Linked DNA regions of Homo sapiens: region 2 is linked to region 1. The links are chromatin contacts, found by Hi-C or POLR2A ChIA-PET in ENCODE. All regions are on one chromosome and are shown on one strand. Each heading gives the region's core, a stretch centred on a gene start or an enhancer-like site at or near the end of the contact. The rest is flanking DNA. Distances are from core to core; before and after follow the strand shown. Region 1 holds the start of ZNF644 (zinc finger protein 644). Region 2 holds the start of LMO4 (LIM domain only 4).

What was found. Hi-C counts contacts between places; a loop is a spot of excess contacts on that map. ChIA-PET counts read pairs that join two places held with the same protein, here RNA polymerase II (POLR2A). Pooled maps may share reads with other maps.
Region 2: a loop to region 1 is called in a map of CD8-positive, alpha-beta T cell, with 10 times the contacts of the local background. The contact joins the promoter of LMO4 here to the promoter of ZNF644 in region 1. A Hi-C loop is called at or near these places in 2 of 168 maps with a recorded cell type or tissue (CD8-positive, alpha-beta T cell and naive thymus-derived CD4-positive, alpha-beta T cell), 2 of 37 single-sample maps with no recorded cell type and 15 of 50 pooled maps. POLR2A ChIA-PET finds 5 or more read pairs at or near these places in 1 of 52 experiments (activated B cell).

What each region holds. Positions count from the first base shown.
Region 1 is chr1:91,018,307-91,023,866 of GRCh38, forward strand. ZNF644 (zinc finger protein 644) reads right to left here and starts at 3,729. Exons shown (of 6, transcript NM_201269.3): 1 at 3,684-3,729. RefSeq lists enhancers at 2,986-3,535, 3,536-4,085, 4,086-4,635 and silencers at 3,319-3,388, 3,719-3,948.
Region 2 is chr1:87,325,499-87,330,946 of GRCh38, forward strand. It overlaps LMO4 (LIM domain only 4), which reads left to right and starts at 3,382. Exons shown (of 5, transcript NM_006769.4): 1 at 3,382-3,746. RefSeq lists silencers at 565-614, 2,584-2,753, 3,004-3,433, 4,357-4,446 and enhancers at 3,292-3,869, 3,870-4,445, 4,011-5,448, 5,226-5,448.

The DNA.
Region 1 (5,560 bases), core at 2,479-4,978:
AAACCTGAATCAAAAACACCACTTCTAGAACTGCTTCAGTCAATGCTATACCTGACAACTTTACTCAATATTTACAGATTCTCCATATACGAAATAGACATTCTCTCTACCAGAAAGATTAATAAGTGTAAATAAAAGCTCATTTGAATATGTATCCATAGTATTACAGTATCCACTCTTCATTCTCGTTTTATTTTACAAGGTTACTAATTTAAAACATTTAGAAAACAGTTTAAAAAATGGTTAAAACAAGTGCTCTATAAAATCAGGGTTAGATAACTCAACATGCCAATTTCTCCATTTGCTGCAAGCTACAATTGTCTTAAGACCTGACTGAAAAGCCTTCCCAAGAATAAGATTCACTTTTCCTTCCAGAATCACATCCTGAGAAAATGGTCTAAATAAGTAACACTAAAAAACAATATTTAGGATGACAGAAAAAAAATGGACCTGACCTTTCTCTAGATTGCAGATATCCCACCACTTCTATTCTCTTTGAAACTTTCTTTTCTCCTCCTGCTACCCATTAACAGTCTCAATTCAACCAAAACACTCTTATAACTTGAATGACAAACTAAAACTGGAAAATGTTTAAGGTTGGCAGGTGACAGACCACTTTATAACTACAAATAACCTGAAAGTGACTCTAATTTTCACAAAATGAAAGTGTAAGTAAATCCACTCACATAATGTTGAAAATTATAAAACAGCTTATCAACTAACAAAAATCAGTAATTTAAAAGCACCTTATATGACCCATAAAAACTTTTAAAACCTTAAAACAATTTAACTTTTTGCTAAATCTGACATTCAAAGAAGTTAAAAATCACTATAGGGTTCCACCATAAATGACTGTCACTACTTGTTCAATTTCCTAACAGACCTTAGAGGTACCACTCAGTAGAAGTAGTAGTCTTAAAAAGTTGTTTTAAAGAAAGGGAACATTCTGAGTGGCACATTCGTTTATCCAACCAAAACACTATTACAAAATGAAAGACACCATTATTTTCAGCATTGATCTCATTTCTTTTCCTACATAATAACTGGCAATAACAGCAGTTATTTCAAACTTTCAAAGAAATTTATCAAGTCCCTGGTTGTTGTTTTTTAATTTTTCAATTTCTGGGTCAAGACTGCATTTGGAAAACCTTAAAATTCAAAAGCAACATTGCTCTGAAACTATCTGATATTTCTGTATTTTGTACCTGATTTTGTTTCACTGAAAGTCACTTTAAAAACCAAGTTAACCACAGAATATGAAAGTTTTTTTGTTTTTTTGTTTTGAGATGTAGTCTTGCTGTGTCACCAGACTGGAGTGCAGTGCCACGATCTCAGCTCTCTGCAACCTCTGCCTTCCGGGTTCAAGTGATTCTCCTGCCTCAGCCTCCCGAGTAGGTGGGACTATAGGCACCACCACGCCCAGGAAATTTTTACATTTTTAGTAGAGACGGGGTTTCACCATGTTAGCCAGGATGGTCTCGATCTCTTGACCTCGTGATCTGCTCGCCTCAGCCTCCCAAAGTGCTGGGATTACAGGCGTGAGCCACCGTGCCAGGCCAATATGAAAGTTTTTAACTTATTGTCACAGAAGTTCTCATGAACCTAACAATATTTAATTAACAAGTATTCTCAATAACATTCCCTTGTTTTTTTAACCATTAGTTGTAGATATTCACCTTCTCATCCCAGCAATATGACAAATACAAACAGCAATGGGTAGAGGCTGAAAGGCAATTTTCCATTATGCCACTAACTTAATCATCTCTGGTCCTCAATATATTGTAAAAGAGGAGGGTAAGAGCAGTTGTTCTTTGATATTGCTTCCACTGTAAAACTTTATGATCCAGGAATACATTTGCTAATGTTAATGCATCTCCTATTCATTAATACAAGACTGTTCTGTATTAGAAGCTAAAAAAAGAGAAAATATATATCTGAAAAGAACAAGGAAATGAAAGTTAACTAATGTTGAAAAATTCAAATTTCAGTTTGAACACAGAGATCTACACAGTGATCTAATGTGTTTAAATATCCCTCCAACCAAGGAATTCTGTTAATTGCCAACACAAAACATTAGGTGTTTCAAAATTTTGTACTTCATGAGTTAATACCAACACAAAGTATGATATAATTGCAGTATAACTTTAATTTGTTAGAAATTGTAAGACTTTTAAAAGCAATACATACCACTGCATTAATACTAATCAAGCTTTATGCTTCACCAATTAAAATGTCTAAGCTAGATTATAGCCTTATTATAAAAACGAGGTTTTTCTTAGCAAGCCTACCAAAATGCAATATTACTGCCATCAAGTTCCCTAGATACTTACACATGCAACTGAAGGCAAACAGCCAGGTTTCCTTTCTTTGAGAAACTTTAGTTGTCTATTTTTTGAAATGTTTTCCTTCTCATGGGACCAAAAAATGTTTACAACTAAAGCAAACTACTGCAGGGAGGGAATACACAATTAAAACAAATCTACCATCCAGATGCAACAAGCGTGGAATTAGGACTGGACAGGATAGTCGGCGGTGTTGTGATACTTCTGTTGAAATTATTAACAAGACAAGACCATCATTCGCCCCCAATTATGTTTATCCCCTCGTTGAGTTTGATGATCACACAAAATCTGAAGTCTAAATATAAACGTTTTTATATTCAAAGTCAATATTCAAGAAAACTTTTCCACTAATGTTGCTAAACCATAGATGGATCCCAACAAGAGTTGTCTGTAGAAGTCTCGTAACAAGTAACCTTTAGCTCCACCACCTAAGTTTCCAATCACTGAGAAGAGTCTGGGACAACTCATCTTCAGGTTCACGGGAGAAGTGGAGCACACCTGCTTTCCTCTGGCAGAGTAACTTCCCAGGGACACAAAGGCCAGAGAATCAGACCTGGAGAGGCAAAAAGCTTTAGCTGGACACCCACCAAGCCCCTGGCAACCCAAACACTTCGAGCGATTTACCTCTTGCTGTTACTTCCCAGGCACCTAGCCGCATAAGATCTTGCAGGACGGGGGGAGGGGAGGGCTATGCGGTCCTGTCCCAAGTAAGGGGAGGGGTGTAGACAGTTAATGCCAGAGCCAGCGTTTCTGGCCACAACCGAGCAGCCTCAACGAGAGGGGTTGGTGACTGCTCTCGGCCCGCCCCGTTACTCAGTGCATTGCAATGGCGACCGCCAGGCTCCCCAAGCCGCCTGATCTCGGCCCCTTCCCCCTACTGCTCACTGGCTGCTCGGCTTCATGTGACTAAACAAAACCCCCAAGTCTAGTGCCCAGCTCAGCCCCTTTGTGTCCGCTACCGGATCCTCCGACGCCGCAGCGGAAAGCCCCCCCCCCATCCCCCCGCCGAGTCCCGCCCCGCGGCGGCGGCCGCCGCTCACCTCAGGCTCCGTGGCCCCCAGCGACCGCCGCGGCCGCCGCCTCCCCGAACCCGGGGCCCGGGCTCCTTGTGTAGCACCAACTCCGCCTCCTCGGCCGCCGCCGCCATCTTAGCCTGTGCGGCAAAATGCGTCCTTTTGGATGGCTGGGACCCAGCCTAGGGCGTAGCTCCCCGGGCCCGAGAGCCGGAGGCCGGGTCCCCCAAGTTCTTCCGCCACCCTCAGTCCCGCCGCTGCCACAGCCCAGAGGCCCGAAACCCACTCGGGTCCCAGCGAATCTGACCAAATAACCCCTGAAACTCACAGTTTGGTGCCGTGTGCGTCAAACCGGGGCGACGTTGGGAGCACGCGGCGTCCCCGCGTCACACGCCGCTCTGTACGCTACTCGGCTCCAGCGGCCCCCCTCCGCTCCCCGCTTTTCGCCTCCAGCCCCGGTTCCCACGGCGCAGGCGCGCTGCTTTCCCGCCTCTGCCGGGCTGCGGGCCGCGGGGGTGGCCAGCGAGGAGCTCCCGGGAAGCTTCGCGCTGGTGGAGCGTCTGGGCCAATTAGACAAACGAGGGCAGCGGAAACAGTGCACCACTGTTCTCGGGTGCCAGAAACCAAACAAGGTCACCTCCCCCAGCGCTGACCTAATCACTCCCAAGGAGGTTCCCGCCCCAAAGTAGGCACGCTCCAAATATGGTGGTGCCCAAACTCTGCAAGACCCAAGCACTAGGCATGCCTAGGCCCTTTAAGGTGGAACAGGCCCAGGTTTGAGTTCCACGATCACGAGCGTGCAAAAATCTCTGTTATTTTCCTCTTGTTGAGGAAAACAGCAATATTTGCCAATCACAACTGTGGAGTAATGGCAGAGGGAAGGTTTTAGGATCTTAAGGGGGCAGATTGTTGGGAGTTGCTTGATGGCCAGGCAAAGCATCAAGTGTGACATCTCAGTTACCCGGACAGCCTGCCCTGAAAGGTGGCCGAGGTTTGCTCCAGTTTGACTCTCTGAGGATACTCTCTCCCTGCATTACTGAAAGTGTCGTGGTTCTACGAATTAAAGTTATATAAGAAGCATGTGAGATGCTGGTTAACCCTTCAGAGAATCAGTCCCTAGAGGGTTCTGGAAATTTTCATTTTTAACAAGACTTCACCACAGGATCCTGGGGCAGAGAAACACTGAGTGGGCTATTCTTTTGTTTTTCGACTGAGCCAACGAGAAACTGCTAACATGTTTAAGATTAACCAAGAGTTCTTGAGAAATCTACTGGTCCCGCCTTAATTATTTGGCTTCTCTGAACCTCTGTTTACTCATTTAAAAATTTAAAAATAAAAAAGTTTTCCTTAGTTGTACAGCTGTCATTACTGTGGCCCTCCAAACCCTCAAGATGTTATTGACATTCGGAAGAATATACCATAACTGCATTTATTTGACAAGAATGAGAAACATTCTCTTTCCTATGGAATGATGCCTTCAGCAACAGCAAACGTAGATTCCAAACAACAAATATTTGACTAAACACATTAATTGCTTCATTACTTAATAGCTAACACTTTTGAGTGCTTACTGTGTACCAGGCATTGTTCTAACTTGCTCGATTTCATTGTAACCCAATGAGACAAAGAGGAGTAAGGTGATTTTCTCGAAGTCATACAGTTCTTTGGGCTCTTTAAAATGCAAATCTCCTGTCTTCATTTACACAAATGTGTAAACAATAAAATATAAATACGTATATATTTGCAGTCAATGGGGGAGGGGTGCTCTTTGGATCATTTCGTTTGCAGAATCCATTAAAATTGGACATTCTCAGTTTACTATTGGACTTACTACAAAATATTATGTACTATGGAAATTCTTACATTATATCACTGTAAAAGCAGTTACTAAGAAAATAACTGTCATTAATGTATACCACTGACTAATGTGCAGACAAATCACACAAGCAAATAGAATCATTCAGAACTCAGCCATGATCAGGAACTTGTCTCACTAATGAAGCTGTTTTTTACACTAGAACTCAGCAACTGAATTGTAATACTGTGGAAGTCATAATAGCAGTAAAAGTAATCATAGTAATTATAATAGTAGAAGTAGTAATAGTTGATGAAACGCTGTACAAAATGGATCTCAAAAGCTTCTATGAATGGCAGAAAATATAATGACAGAAAGCTTGAATAAGGTAATGCGAAAAGAAAAAAAAA
Region 2 (5,448 bases), core at 2,132-4,631, 3.7 Mb before region 1:
AAGAGCTGGGGCATGTTGTCTTGGAGGTCATATCAGCATCAAATAGCCTAGACTTTCTCCAGACATTAAAGGCTGCATAGGTCTGTGTAGAACCTCTGGCTGTCCATGGGAGATTCTTAGCGAACTGTCACTTGGAGAAAAGAATGATTATGATTGAAGGACATAAACGAGAAAGGAAGCTATGAACAAATAATTTTGGGGCAAGTGGAGAAAATGACGGCTTGATCTAGGAGCAGTATGGTTCCCACATTTAATTAGGATTCAAGAAAGAAACGATTTACATTTATCTTTCTTTTCCAAAGCCCCCTAATCTTATATCTCATTGCAGATGAGTAGGATGAATGATGAATGTGTGATATCAGCAGAGGTTTCGTCAACTGTGGGGCACAATATAACATTATTTCGAGTTAGGCAATTTTACTTCATACCAGGAATATTACTTTATGCACTGTTTTTAATATTTGTTTGAAGAATATCCGAATACAGAATTTCTTTACCCATACTGAATTTGTGTGTGTTTACAAGGTTTTTGTGTTTCGCATCAGTGGAAATAAAAGATTGACGTTGCTACCCACTCAACCAGGCATTTTCAGACCACAAATCAGGATGAGAAAGGACTGCTAAACGCAAAGAATGCAGAAATAAAGATTACCCAGAGGTGGCGCTGTGGTAAAAGTACACCTGAATTTTGATTACAGTGAATGTATTTACTCCCTACCTCTCAGAAGAGAGACTGTTAGCCATTATCGCTTTTGTATTTCTATAAACACACATCAGCAAATAAAGCTCTCTGGTAATACACTCCCATCCACTCCAATCTACCAGGACATGTTTAAAGACCTCACTCCGCACAGAATTAGAGCTGAAGCACTAAAACCACCTCCTAAAATGTAGGCCCTGTAGCCTAGAGCTCTGTTATTCAAAGTTTTATCCATCTCACTCTCCTTCCTTCCACAAACACCACCGGGATCCTCTGGATAATCACTCAATGATAGCTGAACATGTGTCTGGTTAAATTTCTAACATTTCCTTCAGGAATTAAGATTTCGTTTTAGTGCATATTCTTCAGGAAAAATCCTGAAAAGTACCACAATTCGTTATACATCTATGCATTATGTGCTCTATCTAAGAAAATCATTTTTAAAAAGAAAAAATAAAGACCATTTGGCTTAATTCTCTCATTTGTGGATGAGAAAATTAAGGCCCAGAGACGGAAATTTACTTGCACATGACAAATCATAACTTAATTGTAGCCCACTAAGATCTTGTGTCATCTCCTTTTATTATAAATTATTTAAAAAGTGAAAATGAACCAGGGGATTCAAATGTATTATTTGTTTATGGTGTTCCTCTCCTCATCTGGTTTAATTGAGTTTTCTTGACTAACCTTCAAGCAGCATTACATCTTTTCTAAGTTGGTCCTCTTTAATCATGCCCATCTGTAGCTGTTTTCTGTGTAGGACATTTTAATTACTATTATAGTTTTAATGACTTTTTTTTAAAAAAAGTTTTTTATATGTGCACAAGGTGAATTCATCATAGCAGTGCAACTTTAAATACAAATCAATAAAATTAATTCATTTAATTTTAAGGTGCTAGAATTAAAAAATGAGTATTTGAATTGATATTTAAAATGCCCTCTACCTGACTGTATGGGCAATAATTATTCTTTCTTATGCAGCCTTATTAATTTTGATGGTTTGAAAGACAGAAATCCCCCAAATAGACACTAAAACCCTAAATGTTCAACATCTGCATTGTCTCGCCAGATTCTCCTTCAGGTTCCTTTCCTCAATCTAGCAGTACTGTGTGTAACACAATATGAAAACTTGCCCCACAAGGCTGGTTTTACTTAATGATACTTAGCAGAAGGGCTTTGCACTTTCATGATAATTTCCACCAGAAAAATCTCTCTGGAACTTACTAACAATAATCAGGCCTAATATTAGCCTCAGTCTGGAGATTTATTTAACCTATTTGGCAGAGTAGATAAAGTCGAATGCCTAGGTATTCAAGCATCTAGGCTGTGCTTCGGCCTTGGAAAAAGACTCTCAGGCTAGCACCCTAAAAGCATTCCTCAAAACTTGATTTATACTAGAAGTGACATTTCTTACTCTCTAGAGGCTGTGAGATTGCAAATCTTGCAATTACTTCCATTGCTTTTGGGGGCTGTGAGAATTTCCGCCTCTCATCCTCCACAGTGAGGAGGGTAGTCGGGAAAGGCTTTCTCCCTTAAGTTTTCGTCAACTTTGAAAATAAGGACTGTGCTCCCTACATCACCAGCAATTGACAAGGATCCAGGAAATGCCTGCTAGGCACTTTCAAACTCGGAAAAATGGGAGTATGAGGGAGGCTAAGTAGGCAGTATTTAGCTAGCAACTATTATTTCCTTTATGTTTCTACCTTGTTAACTAAGCTTCCACTACGGTTCATAAATCTCCAATATCGTGAATTAAAGAAACAACAACAAAAATCCTCTTCTGTGTGCTTGTGCGTGAGGGGATAGAAGTCCACTGCCCTAAGATGCAGGACTTATCTTCCCAAACAGGAAGAGACCCATTTCTGAGAAAGATGGTAAGTTTCCTAAGGGTCTCCTCTCAGATAGAGGGGATGGCAGTCCCCGAGGGGCGAGCGGGCGCGGGTCCTCAGGGTCCCCGTGCGCTGAGAAGGCAGGTGAGGCCCCGCCCTGCGTCTCGACTCCGGATCCCGGGTCGCGAAGGGCAGCCCAAGCGGGTCCCCGGCCCCAGGCGCCCGGGTCACTTCACCCCACCTGATTCGGGCCCTTCCCTTCTCCTCTGTCGGCCAGCTCTGCCGCCTCGCTCTCTCTCCCGCCCCCCGAGTCTCGTTTCAGTCATCCCTTTGTCCTTCCCCGGATTGGCAGGTTTTATTATTCCGCCTGAACAATCCGGCCGCCCAGTGGCTGAGGGTCGCTGACGTCGGAGGCAGAGCCGGGGAGTAGTTGGGATTTTGCTCTGTCAGTAACACATGTGTAAGAGCCGCGGAGGGAGCGAGCGAGCCGGCTAGAGGCCAGCGCCGCCGCCGCCGCCGCCTCCGAGCCGGGCAGCAACAGCCCCGGCAGCGGCGCAGGCTCCAGCGCGCCGGGCCCGGCCGGCCGCAGCCCCCGACGCCTGGGTGCGCCTGCCTGCCGGCCTCCGCACCGTCCGCCGCCGCTCCCGGGGCTGTTGTGTCTGCGACTGCTCCCGGCCGGAGGTGCAGGGAGCTCAGCCGAGCCGCCGCTGCCATCCCGGAGCGAGCAAGCGAGCGAGCGCGCGGGAGGGAGGAAGGCGGCGGCGGAGGAGGAGGAGGAGCGGGAGGAGCGCGGGCGGGGGCGGGGGCCCCCGGGCGGGGGAATATACAAAGTGAAGCCACATTGCCAAACTTGCAGCAGCGATTGCAGCAGTTGCTGCCGCTGCGCCGCGCCTGAAGCCGCGCCGCGCGGGCCGAGGGCTCCTGCAGCTGCTCGCGCGCAGTCGGAGGCGGAGAAGGACGAAGACTGAGACTGACACTTCTGCTCCCGGCCGCCCGGCACTTACGCGGGGGCCCCCCAACCCGCCCCAGAGCAACGCGATTTAAAAAAAAAAAAAAAGCCGCCCTTAGCCCCCTCCTCCCCTTTCCTGCTTCTGCGAGAACTCCCTCCCTCCCTCCAGCTCCGCCAGCCCAGGCGCCCCTTCCCTGGAAGCCGAGCGGCTTCGCTCGCATTTCACCGCCGCCGCCTCTCGCAATATTGCAATATAGGGGAAAAGCAGGTAAGGGGGCGGGTGGAGAGCCGCGGGCCGGGAGGTGGGAGAGGGAGGGAGGGGGTCGATTCGGGCCAGGGCTGTTTTCTTTGGCTTCCTTCCCCTGACCGTCCCAAATTGCAAGTAAACAATACGTCGGCTTAGATAAAGCGCGAGTCTGAAACTACCGAGGCCGGCCTGCGAGCTAGCGCGGAGGGCAGCCCCGGGCCGCCAGCTTTGTAGCGGTTCCTGCTTACAAAAGGGCTCTTCTTGGAAACGGGGCTGGTGGGGACCGTAGAGGGGGTGGGGATATTTCTAGTTCATAAGGGAAAGGCAAGGGGTGCTTAGATGAGGATTTTAAGTATGAGAAGTAGTGTGTTTGGGGGGGTGGGGGTGGGGATAGTCACGATACCCCCCCTCCCTTCTAGTAAACACTATTTTTGAAACAGTGGCAGGAAGGATCTAAGTGAGCAGGATTCGGTATTGCTGGTTCTTTTAAAAAAATTCTTCTTGGCTTATAAGTCTTTTGTTCCAATCCAGGAGAAATACGGTGAATCACCTAATTAAAATCAAGACATGAATTAAGCATCCATTTTTGTACTACAAATTGCCAGCGTTACGTTTGTCCCTCCCTTGGTCTCCATTAAAAAACACCAGAGACGTTGTTAAAGGGGGGCAGATTTTGCCTCTAGCTGCCAGTTCTGCTTTCTATTTCACTGACTATCCCAGGACCTAAATTGCTTGGCTATGTAATTACTAGAGTATAAGCCTATTTAACTTAAAAGCTTTCTTTTTTTTTTTTTTTTTTCCAACTCTAAATGAAACTTGATGAGGGCCCGTCCTTAGTTATCAGGGGAGTCAGTTTCTGGTCAGTCTTCTTGATTCATCTCTTTTAGATTTAATCAGCATTAAGGTATTGCTTGTCCTTAAGAGCTTTAGCTAATGGGGTTACTGGATGCTTTTCTCAGTGTAATGTTTCCTTTTCAAAAAAAAAATACATATATATTTACCTCTCACTAAAGATGGGGGCGGGGAAGAGCTTGGAATCTCCTCCCTCACTCTCCTTTTAAAAAGGAATTCGGAGCGATTAAAACGTTGGGGGAAACAGTTTAAAGATCTAGGGCAGGAAATGCAGATTCATTTGGGTTAGGGCTGAAATTGTAACAAAAAGCAATTCCTCGAGTAAATGCATCAGATAAATCAATTTACATAAAGGTATGATGCATTCGGATAAATGCAATGCTAATGGGTTTTAGAGTGGTCCTGTTTCCAAAGTCTCAGGGTTTTGTTACAGCTTAATTGGTGCAGTTCTTATTCTGGTTTATTGTGCGGTCACTGGACACACGTTCCGGGACTCTTTCGGAGGAAATGTGTTTAAAATCGGCCTATTTAAGGAACCCGAGTCCTTGTTTCGTTCCTTCCTCGTTTTTTTTGCAGCAGCCAAGTTGGGCCGGGTACAGGCAAAGTTCGCCTTCTTCTGAGGTATCAGCTGAATGTCTTGAGCAGATAGCCGGGAGCCTCAGGGGGAGCCCACACTCTCAGCTTACAGAGGACAAAGACAATACAGGCTGCTTAATTGGCAGTAAATAACTTGATCTTTTTACAGAATAAGTGACTAGAGGAACACTAGGACTTTATTGGACTCGGGATTGAAGGCAACAAATTAATCGGTTTAGGCTAAGCTTTATAAATTGATTCCTATATTATATCCCAGTTGCATCTCTTGTGGCAT